3 separate regions of the Homo sapiens genome follow, and regions 1 and 3 are each linked to region 2. The links are chromatin loops, found by intact Hi-C in ENCODE. Cell type or tissue: PC-3. All regions are shown on one strand.

What was found. Peaks named below come from ENCODE experiments on the same cell type or tissue, not always from the same donor. Only the 100,000 strongest peaks of a DNase experiment are listed, where the experiment ranks them.
Region 1: a loop joins it to region 2, with 3 times the contacts of the local background. A loop is called at or near these places in 2 of 110 quality-filtered maps.
Region 3: it touches region 2 in a loop (3-fold over the local background); 4 of 110 quality-filtered maps call a loop at or near these places.

The regions. Positions count from the first base shown.
Region 1 is chr10:112,470,305-112,474,304 of GRCh38, forward strand. The region is part of intron 3 of VTI1A (vesicle transport through interaction with t-SNAREs 1A); the gene reads left to right. Among named protein-coding and RNA genes, the nearest start is that of VTI1A, 25 kb to the left of the region's middle. In PC-3, CTCF peaks have their summits at 1,766 (motif pointing left) and 1,965; no DNase peak of the experiment used is centred here.
Region 2 is chr10:112,715,613-112,719,612 of GRCh38, forward strand. The region is part of intron 7 of VTI1A (vesicle transport through interaction with t-SNAREs 1A); the gene reads left to right. Among named protein-coding and RNA genes, the nearest start is that of MIR4295, 83 kb to the left of the region's middle. In PC-3, no CTCF peak of the experiment used is centred here; DNase peaks (open chromatin) are centred at 99 and 1,559; H3K27ac peaks cover 1,688 bases.
Region 3 is chr10:113,091,698-113,095,697 of GRCh38, forward strand. All of the region lies in intron 5 of TCF7L2 (transcription factor 7 like 2), which reads left to right. Among named protein-coding and RNA genes, the nearest start is that of SNORA87, 48 kb to the left of the region's middle. In PC-3, no CTCF peak of the experiment used is centred here; DNase peaks (open chromatin) are centred at 1,984 and 2,594; H3K4me3 peaks cover 1,103 bases; H3K27ac peaks cover 3,825 bases.

The DNA.
Region 1 (4,000 bases), 250 kb before region 2:
ATTGACACTGGACAGATTAATGGGAAAAACCAAACAAAATGTATTGTGTGCGTAAGTACAGGGGCCACACGCAAAGTAAGAGACTCAAAGTAGGGCCACATAACTGAAGCTTTTATACTGTAGTGCAGAAAAGCATAGAGATTTGGAGTGTGGGAACAGGTTTTCAGAGCAAGAACGGAGGAAGGCAAGCAAAGGTTGTCTTGGCTCTGCTGTTGGAGCCTGGCAGGCAGCAGCCCCCTGGAAGAATGGATGGGAGCCTGTGGAAAAGCTTCCTCTGTTACCTTTAAAAGTGCTGGGTGCGGTGGTTCATGCCTGTAATCCCAGCACTTTGGGAGGCCGAGGCAGGCGGATCACTTGAAGTCAGGAGTTCACATACCAATGTTCACATACCAGCCTGGCCAACATGGTGAAACCCCATCTCTACTAAAATTGCAAAAATTAGCCGGGCATGGTGGCGCACACTTGTAATCCCAGCTACTTGGGAGGCCGAGGCCTCCCTTGAACCCAGGAGGCCGAAGTTGCAGTGAGCTGAGATCGCACCACTAAACTCCAGCCTGGGCAACAGAGCGAGAGACTCAGTGTCAAAAAATAAAATAAAATAAAAAAGCATCAGACTTTCAGTCTCCCTTTCCTGTGAGTTCATCTTTCCAAGATCTGGGTAAAGCCAATACGGGTCAGGGTGGGGGCGCTCAGAGAAAGCCTGTTTTGCATTTGCTGTTTACTTAACTAATATTGATTTCCTCTACAAATGCAAATCTCCAGCTTTTCAGAGCCATTTTTGTGTTTGTAGCCCTTCTGAATAGCTATCTCAAAAATACACCAAAGAAGTATATTTTGGGGTGGCATATTTTGGTTTTCTTCATTACGGTGGCTTATCATAGAATATAATTTGTAGCTGACTAAATACCTGTTTAAAGGATTTTAAAATTCATGCGGTAATTTGCAGTCAGCATCGTGTGTGTGGGAGGGTGTTAAGGAAAGTTAGGGGTCATACTTACGTGCCCATTTATACTGTTACCATTCCTGATTATTCTGTTCACTTACCTAATTTCATTCTTATTGATTTTTTTTTTTTTTTTTTTTTGCTTCTTACAGCCTATAATTGTTCATTTTTGGCTTCTTGTGTAGCCTCAAAGGAAGTTAGGAATATTAGGTTCAGAAGAGGTCAAATCTAATCACCTTATGTTTTAGATGAAGAAATGGAGGACTGAGGAGACCAAATGACTTAAAGTCACACTGCTTTCTGGAGCCAGAATCAGAATCGAGTAACTAAGCACCCGTTTTAATGTTCTCTTCACAATCCTTTGCAACCTGCCCGCCTTTGAGTTTCCATAAAAATGTATTTAATAGTCTGTTTAGGTATTTGAAAACAACTTTTAAAAAAAAAATTAGAATTCCTGTAAGCTGTTCTTGTAATTTCTTCCTTCAACATTGATATGAGGTTAGCTAGGGCCTTCTCATGTCAGAATGTTCCAGGAAAATGAACCAGCCAAGAGGAAAAAAAAAAATGTAGTTAAGGAATTTTTCAAGTTTAAGATTAGTTTGCTTCTTAAGAAAATTAAAGCAAATTTTAAAACCCTAAATTTATACAAACAAAAAACCCTCCAAAATTGTATAAAATGTTTGACCAAGTCTCAGTAAATAGAAAAAGAAAGAAACAAGTAAGTGGTGTGCTGGTATAAGGTTCTAAAGGTTATGAGGACATGGTGTGTTGAATGCTTTTTCACGTCTCTGATATTGTGCTATGATGCTAGCACCATCTTGTGGTTGATTTATATAGTTGCATATTTCTTTTTTCTTGTAACAAAGCTGAACTTCCTTTAAGACATACACAGAAGGATTTGGGGTGAATGATTAGATCGTAATGAATGTTAAAAAGAGAGCTTTCTAGCCCCAGTCTCAAGTTCACTTCTATCCCAGGTCAGTGGTGCCCGAATGCTGCCTTTTCCTGTTTGGCAGGCTATGTGATGTGATTGTTAGACCAGCTCCTAGTGCAGAGCTGTCTACATCAGAGAATGGCACTTCTATTGACAGTCTCAGCAGTGAGGCTGAATGGTCCTAGAAATCCAACTACCTGCAGACTATCGGAGTTGGTCCCTTAGGTCAGGGTTCAAAGGATGTTGTGGAACAGCTTGAAGCTTTTACTGATACTACCTGTACTCTCTCTTTTCATAGGTGAATGGACAACTTGAGTATCTGAGTTTATGAGTAAAGCCAGTACCCATATTCTTTTTTTTTTTTTTTTAACTCGAGATAGACTAAAGAAGTTCAAATGAGAAAGGTGAATTTAAATTTTGATTTTTGTTGAAAGGTCAAGAACGTATGCTTCTGTTTACATTTTATCTTTTCTGTACTTACAGCTTCCTGGGATATTTTACTTCTATTTCTGTGGAAGCTATGGGAAACCATGAAAACATGTTTTAGAGGTTTGGATAGTCTCAGTGGTAATATGTGGTAACTGTAGCATCAGCTAATCCTTCTTACAGGACCATAAGTGCATTCTAAAAAGAAATGAGAAAGGCTAGACAGAGCCACCTCAGAAAAGAAAATTTTCTTTACTGTGTACACTTAATGAATATGCCTGCTACTTTAAAAAATTACATTTGTTGTTTGATTCTGTGTAAATATAATACCTGGTCGTTATAGAATATTCTGAAAATGAAGAAGAGTAAAAAAGAAAAAAAAAATCACCAGTAGCCCTATTTTTGATTTTGGTTTGTTTTTTCCAATCTTCTCTCCCCTTCTCCCTTGCATAATTTATTGTTTCATTTTACATAACAATGAGGTCATTTGATCCACTTTTTTTTTTTTTTTTTTCTTTTTGAGACAGAGTCTTGCTCTGTTGCCAGGCTGGAGTGCAGTGGCATGATCTCAGCTCATTGCAACCTCCACCTCCTGGTTTTAAGAGATTCTCCTGCCTCAGCCTCCCGAGTAGCTAGGACTACCGGAGCGCGCCACCATGTCCAGCTAATTTTTGTATTTTTAGTAGAGACGGGGTTTCACCATGTGGTTGGCCAGGATGGTCTTGATCTCTTGACCTCGTGATCCACCCACCTTGGCCTCCCAAAGTGCTAGGATTACAGGTGTGAGCCACTGCGCCCGTCCCACATTTTTTTTTAAATAAAAGATTGTAACATTAGTATTTTCCATTTCTATATATTCTTGATCATTTTAATGTGTGCATAATATTTCCTTGAGTGATGTTAGCTAACCTTTTGTTGAATCCTAATATATTTCCATTTACCTCCTCTATCATTTATTGTGCTGCAGTGAACATATTTGAACAGGATTATTTGATTAGGATCGTCTCTCAGAAGGCAGATGACCAAGTGAAAGGGTATCAACAGTTTTATGGCTCTTAATAAAATATGCCTGGAACTACATTTTTACTGCGGCTCATCAAATCACTTGTGTTCTTTCTCCATATTTTCTCTGTGTTAGAATGTGACTTTAAAAATAAAAATCTTAGGTAGACCAGGACTAAGTACTTTACATGCATTACTCATTTAATCCACAAACAATTATATAAGAAATATACTGTTGTTTATGATTTTGGGGATTTTATAGACTCTAGAATTAAATACAACTGAGATTCCTTTTTCTAAGATACTCTTCCATGGAAGATACATTTAATGTTAGTAATGCTAGCAAATTTGCATGGTTCTGAGAATCTGGCCTTACCCTAAATCCACTTTACATACTTAACATTTCTTAATCAGAAGCTGAAGAATATTTCTTTTAGTTATTTGGATATGACTATGACTTTTTTTTTTTTGAGATGGAGTCTCGCTCTGTCGCCTAGGGTGGAGTGCAGTGGTGTGATCTCAGCTCACTGCAAGCTCCGCCTCCCGGGCTCATGCCATTCTCCTGCCTCAGCCTCCCGAGTAGCTGGGACCACAGGTGCCCGCCACCACACCTGGCTAATTTTTTTTTTGTATTTTTAGTAGAGACGAGGTTTCACTGTGGTCTCGATCTCCTGACCTTGTGATCTGCCCTCCTT
Region 2 (4,000 bases):
CATCAAGAGCTGTAATCAGTGAGCCTGTGTACTTCCTTTTCCCTGCCAGATAGTTGTTCCTGGCTGGAAGACATTTTATGATATTTATTTGATGACACACACCTGCTGAGTGGATGAAAAGCAACTGTTCCTGGGGATGACCTACTTCAAGGGCGCAGTCAGCTTCTGAGGCCTTCAGCAGGTTATCCTGAAATCATTTTAGTTCACCTTGATATCACCTGTTGAACATATCTAAGACTGGTGTATTCGCAGACTTGTTGTAGGCACAGTTGCTAACCCCAGGGAAGAGATTTCGGAGTCAGTAACTACTTTGTCAGTGTATTGAGACTGGGAAGACACGCTGCTTTACCAAACCTACTCTGAGCATATGGAGTGCTGTTCTTGGCACTCGGGATGCGCATCAGCCCAGGGACCTGCCAGCTGGGAGCGGACCCCTAGAAGGGGATCTAGTGGGAACATAAGTAAGTATGGTCCAGCACAGAAGGGATGGATCTGAGGAAGAAGGCATGGAGGATGAGGATCCGAGGTGAGGGAAAGGGCCATGAAAAAATTTCTGACGAAGTGTTCTCCTGGGAGTTTCCAGCACAGAGAGAGATTTCCAGTTGAGATCAGGGAAGAGCAAGGAATATTTGAAATGCATGGAGACACTGTCACCAGTTCATCCTTTGAAGGCAACATGTCTTGGCATGTTCATTTCTATTCTACAAACATTTATGGAACACATGCTGTTGAGACATGGCAGGCCTTAGGTAGTGAAGATAAAATATAAATAATCCATGTCGCTCTCCCAACATGTATACTCTAGTGAGAAGACATAACTAAGCAAATTTTATTATAAATTTGAGTATAACATACCCATATGTGTACACAAGGAGTTCTTAGCTAAGTTGGGGTTCCTGGAGTTGGTGATACCTGGCCTGAGCTTTGAAGAATAAGTGTGTGTTAGCCAATGAAGAGAGAACAGGGACATGGAGGCCTTAAAACAATATGTTGTGCCCAGGAGCTACAGATTGACCATCCCTACTCTGAAAATCCAAAATTCAAAATGCCCCAAAATCCAAGTTTTTGAGCCCCAATATGATGCTCAAAAGGAATACTCACTGGAGCACTTTGGATTTCTGATTTTTGGATTAGAGATATTCAACTGGAGTGTTATTTTGCATATATTCCCAAATCCAAAAAAAATTAAAAACTCAAACACTTCTGGTCCCAAGCATATTGGATAAGGGATACCCAACCCCTACAAACTGTTCCGTTTTACTTGAGGAAAAAAGACAAGGCGGGAGCCAGGGTTTGAGCCAGTGGTACCTTAGAGGGGCTGTAGGTTCCCCACCACCCCAAGAGCCCCTTGCCATGAATGCTGCCAGGGCCACCCCAAGCAAACATAGTTGGAGTAAGAGGACTGTGCTTGCTATGTAAACGCAGCTTCGTAACAAGTGCCGTTGCACCTCTGCTGCCCTAAGCTCCTCTGTATGGAAAATCTAGAGATTCCACCGAAGGGACATTGGCTCAGTGCTGAGAGTTGGAAGCTCTGAGTCATGACTGAGTTGGAAGCTTACATGTTGATTTACAAGGCGTCTTTGCCCATTACATTTATTTACATGTCCAGAGGTCATGGCCTGAAAGGCTTGGCTCCAAATATGATGTGCCCTTTCTATTGTTGATGATGTGACTCTCCATTCAGTTCTCTTTTTCTCTTCTCCTGGTTATCTGTTGCTGAGTAGCAAACCACCCTAGAAATGCAGTGACTTCAGCAGCAGTCTCTCAGGATTTTGGCGGGTTAGGAAAATCAGGGGTTGCTTGGCTGGGTGTTCTGGCTCAGGGTCTCTCATGAGCCTTCTTCAGACAGAGATCAGAGCTGGAACTATGTAGGGGGGACAGGAGCCTGGAGTAGCTCGGGACTGGCTGGGCACCTTTCTCTTTCTGTCATTAGTCAAAAGGCCCTTCCATGTGGTCTCCCTGCATATGCTGGTTTGGGCAATCTTACGGTATGGCAGCCTCAGACTTGGCAGCCCAGGGCACCTAAGGTGAGAGCTACAAAAGCAAGAGGCAGAAGCTGTGTGGCTTTTTCTTACCCAATCTAATAAGTCACACAGTGCCACATTCTGTGCCTCATTCTACTCAGCAAGACAGTCGCAAGGGCCTGCCGAGGTTTAAGGGGATGGGATGTGACACATACCCCACTCTTTGATGCAGGGGTGGCAGGTTGACGAAGACCAGTGGGGCAGGAAATATTGTTGCAACCAGTTTTGGAAAATACAATCTGTCACATCCCCGAAGAACATTTTCATCCACTCACATAATCCTTTAAGTTACCTAAAAATTAATTTACTCATTACGGTGTCGCCCACAACCTTCCTTGCTCCCTTCCCACAGCAAAATCCAAGGCCTCAGTGCACACACACAAACCACAAAACTCCTGTTGTCTGAATGAGAGTCAGTCACTCAAGTGTGTACTGTCCCCATCAAGATGACAACATTTTATAAGGATGTATCCTGTTGCCCCATCTTCTAGGAATTTGCACTTCCATCCATTGTTAAAGCCAAATATTGCTCAGATCTTTCATGGAGAGGCCCCTTTGAATCTAACCCCTGCAAACTAGAGACTCAGGAGTGAATGATTTCAAATCTCTATTTGCTCTGCACCTGGGAGATTGATGGTACTCTCATAACAAGTTTGGTCAATGGCATTTAGTGGAGTACTGAATGCTTCAGGGAGTGAAAAAAGAGAAACTGAAAGAAAGGCCCAGATTTTGGGCTCAAGGAACTTTACAAACTGAAGCATTAGCATGTTCGTGGTAAGAAATCTTCTGATTTAAACAAATGATGTAAATTTTACATTTTTTAGTAAGCACTACTTCAAGTGTGCTATCTTTAATGAAGACTTTAATTCTTGTTTTTACACATATGTAGAAAACAGAAGTTGAGTTCTTCAAACATTTGTTATCAAAAATATAGGATATATAAGCACTGAATTGGAAGATTTTTTCCCCCTTGGATAATCTAGAAAAGAATATAGCTCTATTCTGAAATCCCTTCTCATTCAAGAGTTATCCAAGCAAATAGTGTTGACCAAGGTGTTGAATGCACCAGTAATAATAATGCTACCCTTTCATAAAGCTAAGTAATCAGGAATAATGCTGAAAATAAGAAGACAGTCATTTATTTACTCTGTTTGGCATTGTTAGTACTAATAATGCATTTCAACACAGTAAAATTGCTAGATAATGCTTTTGTGACTTTTATGCAGGTTATTGTTATTTAAATGAACAGTCGACTGCACTGTAATGAAGAAATGCATGCTTTTCCCAACTCAGTTATCAACCAGAATTCTAGGAAAATGAGAATTTGTGTCTGCTTTCATTCACAGAGCAAACTAGAGGTCAGTGTTTTCAATATGAACCTTTTTTTAGCTTTTCAACAGTGAATAATTAGGAGCTGCTGCTTCTGAAATTACCTGTATTCACTGTAGAGAAGGAAAGACTTTTATCTTTCACGATGAAATACATTTTCTCATTCAAACTTTGTCATTCTTTTTTTAAATGGCATTTTACATCACTGAGTCGATCCTCGGTAGTAAAATAAAAGAAATATATTTTGTGAGCTGCAATAGCCTTGTTTATTCAATTTTACTTCCTTAAATTTCATCTCCTCCTTGAAAAATGATCCAAATGCAAAAATGGGTTTAAAGCAGTTGAATGTACAAAGCAATTATCCACATAAAATGCTATTATACAAACATACATGTTCCTTGCACTTTGATTAAATGGAACTGATTCTTGATCCTTATCGATTATGTGCTTCTATTGTTTTTTTAACAGCTTTATTGAGATATAATTTATATGTTATATAATGCGCCCATTTAAAATGTACAATTCAGTAGCTGTTAGGATATTCACTGCATCATGCAACCATCACCACAAACAATTGTAGAACTTTTTTTTTTTTTTTGAGGCAGAGATTTGCTCTTGTTGCCCAGGCTGCAGTGCAATGGTGCGAT
Region 3 (4,000 bases), 380 kb after region 2:
GCAACAGAGTGAGACTCCATCTCAAAATGTTTCTGGAGTCTTTCGGACTTTTCGCTGTCTTGCATGCTTGCCTCTGATCTTGCATGTTCTTGGGCCACGCCTATGTCTTGATTACCTGGAGCTGCTGTCTGTGTGTTTAAGGAGCATTCCCTTTAACTGGCCTGGGTCTGATAGAGCAGGGAGGCCCCCTTTTCTCTGCATTAGCCATGGCCTGGTAGAAGATCTTTTTCAGTAGCCTCTCACTGGTTCAGCTTTTAATAAGCATAGCTGTTCATTCTGGCTATTTATGATAAGATGATATGAATATAGCTATTCTCCCATCAGAGCCTGGCACATGGTAACTCATTAATCTTTGGTTGGCGGCAGGAGGTAGATAAAGGAACCAGGCACCCATTTTAAGTATGAGGAAAATGAAACAGAAAGACTGGGTTTCTTCCTTATAACTCAAGGTCTACAGGAGCTGATTAGATCCCTGGCGCCAGTGACTGAGCATTTCTCAGCCTTGTCCTCAGAACCCAGAAGCATCTCCCAGGGACGTGCCAAAATGCCACGTTTCCAGGATGTCATCTAAATCTGTAAACTGTGAATAGGTGAGGTACAAAGATGCCACTTATGGGCTGTGCCAACTTGGGCAAGTTACCCGACTGATCTGTGCTTCAATTTCTCCATCAGTGATAAAGGTTCACATACAGGCTGTATGTAAAGCGGGAGCTTGATGAGAGAGCTGGTGGGCTCAGACTGGTGCAGGCAATTGGCAAGATTCTTGAGGAATCACAACCTGATGGTGTGTCTGTGTGATGGGCCAGTCGCTGCTGGAGTAGCTCAGTTATGTGTTCCATGTAGGTTTCCATGGAAATTCACATGTAACATTCCTAGTACCTACTTCAAGAATTTTGGTGGTGGCTGGGTGTGGTGGGTCATGCCTGTAATCCCAGCACTTCAGAAGGCCGAGGTGGGCAGATCACGAAGTCAGGAGTTCGACATGGTGAAACCCCGTCTCTACTAAAAATACAAAAATTAACCAGGCGTGGTGGCACATGCCTGTAATCCCAGCTACTTGGGAGGCTGAGGCAGGAGAATTGCTTGAATCTGGGGGACGGAGGTTGCAGTGAGCCAAGATAGCACCACTGCTGTCCAGCCTGGGCAACAGAGCCAAGACTCCCTCGGCTGGGGGGGTTGGTGGGGGCAGGGTAAGAATTTTGGTGATCTCTGAAAATCCGGATCCCACAGCATGGGTGTGATAGAAATGGCTCTGCAGAGTGTGATGGGAACCTCTTGTGACTGGTCGTCAGAACTAAGTTTGAGTCCAACACTCACTTTTTTGGCAAGGTGCTTCCCCGCTCCGTGATGCAATTCTTGCATCTGCAAAACAGGCGGTGGTCATGGGATATTCCCGCAGTCTGCTCCACTGGGTACCTACAGAGATCCCTTGACATTTAACACAGGCTTCCTGTGATCCAGGAACTACTGTACGAACTACTGTAACTACCTCCTATATTAACTTTTCCAAACCTTGATAGCAACCTTATGAGGGAGGTGGTGTGATTATTCCCATTTTGCAATTAAGGTAACTGAGCCAGAGAGAGAGAAAGCAATATCCATAAGATCACACAGCTGAAGGGTGAGAGCTATAAAAATTGCTGGGAATGAAGGGCCATGGTTCTTGGCCATGGTTCTTGGCCATGGTTCAGAGCTGTGATACCAACCATCTTCCACTTGTTCAGGGAGAAGGTGTTTGATCCTTTTCTTCACTCAGCTGCCTTAGGAGTTGGGAGGAAATTTTGTTTCAGGATACCTAAGTTCTTACAAGTCTCAACAATTGTACTTTCTGTTCCATCTACATTTCAAATTCATTGTCCCTTCTCTTTCTTTCCATGTAATTCAGCCAGATTCGAACCCTTTAGATCCCTTCCTCTAGGGAATTAAGGTTGGTAGACCAGCTGAGTAAATGTGACTCAGAAAGTCAATATCCACCTGGGCAGGGATGAGTCATTTCTTTCTAGTTAGCTATTCATGTACATTTTAAAGCTCGCCACACAAAGTCATTACATTGAGGCTATTAACATGTTTAATAGTGACAATAATAGGGTGTGACCCATGGCATATAACCGCATTCAGATAAGAAGAAAGAGTTTTCTTTTTTCTTCTTCCTGTAATTGCTCAGTCAATACCATTTTCACGGAAATACTTGCAAACAAACTTTTAAAAAGTTCATTGTCCAAAGCCTTCCCTGATTCCTTGTTTCCTTCCTCTTCAGGGGTTCTATAAACTTTTCCTGATCAGTGGCCGGGGATTAGCGAGATGGTGCACTCTGTCCTGATTTTGTGGTTGACCTACCCTTTTGCTGGTGTTGAGCCTGTTTTTATTGCATTTTTTGGGGTGTGTGTGCGCGTGCACGCGCATGTGTGTTTTTTCAGGAGGGGGCACATTATTGCTGCTACTTGCTTATTAACCTCTCAATCTAGAAATTTCAGGGAAGAAGAGACTTCCGCTAAATTTGCCAAGCTAGACACATAAACAGGGAGTTAGCCATTTTGGTGAGAGGAAATGAAACTTTTCTTGGGTTTATTAGACCACATCCTATGTGGCTTATTTTATGTCTGATTTCTAAAAAGCATGTCATCACGGTCAAAGTTTTATTTTTGCTTGTTAGTCATTTGAAACAAATATAGATATTGCTTCATTTCCTGGGTACTGTATTTTTCAGTACGTGGTATGTATGGAAAATTTGGGTTTACACAATGAAGTGCACTAGAAGGGAAGTATTTGCTAATTTAGAACTCTCTACATTATAACTTTGGATTAGCAAGCATTCGGCTAACTAAACATTTTCATTTATCTCCTACCCCTGATTATATAAAGAAGCAGATGAGACAACCAAAGAAATACCCCTCCAAGACAAAGTGAATATTTTGAAATACTTCCTCTCAGTCTTTTAAAAAATGTGATTTAAAAATCGTAGGTGGGATCATACTATACATGCACTTGTTTTCTGTTTATTTTACATCTCTCTATACTAGAAACACTTTCCTATATATGCCACAAAAACTGTGAAAGTACTAATGATTATCCCTCCTGTCCCTTAATATGCTTAGCTATTGCCCCAATGAACTCAGACTGTTTCCAAAGTTCCGCTGTTGGCCGGGCACTGTGGCTCATGCCTGAAATCCCAACACTTTGAGAGGCTGAGGCAGGTGGATCACTTGAGGCCAGGAGTTTGAGACCAGCCTGGCCAACATGGCAAAACACTGTCTCTACTAAAAAATACAAAAATTAGCTGGGTACGTGGTCCCAGCTACTCGGGAGGCTGAGACAGGAGAATCGCTTGAACCTGGGAGGCAGAGATTGCAGTAAGCTGAGATTGCACCTTTGCATTCCAGCCTGGGTGACAGAGCAAGACTCCATCTCAAAAAATAAAAACAAAAAACAAAAAACCAAAAAACAAAGTTCCACTATAAATAGTGCAACTGCATCTCATGTGGCAGAGGGTGGAAGTTGCAAATAGTGAAGAGAGAGTGATTCTGGGACATTCCATAATGCCCCCTTGATGTATGTGACCCATCATTGCTTCGCATGTATAGCCCCGGATTGTTCTGTGTGAGTGGGCCGGCAAATTCAACTCCTCCTCACCCCCTCTCTACCCCAGTTCATGCTCACTGGGTAGGATGGGAGGTGGGACTGCCAGATTATTTTTATTTTTTCCTTTCCCACATTGTCTATCTGCCAATATTTTTTTGTTGAAGTCTTTTAGGCTAAATGAGCGGACAAATTTTCTCTGCTGATCAACCGCCGTGGTAGCATCAGTGGGCACTGCAGTGCCTCCCTGGGAATTTTTAATGCCTCAGTGAGGTCATATTCCCAGTGTAGAGGGAACATGACGTAGTCCCACTCTACTTATCAGATGCAGAGCTTGCTACCAGGAAAACAGACGCGGAGAAGCCGGGATCATTTCTGGCCCCATTTCCCTCATTGTTCACCATTCCTTGGACTGCAAAGAGAT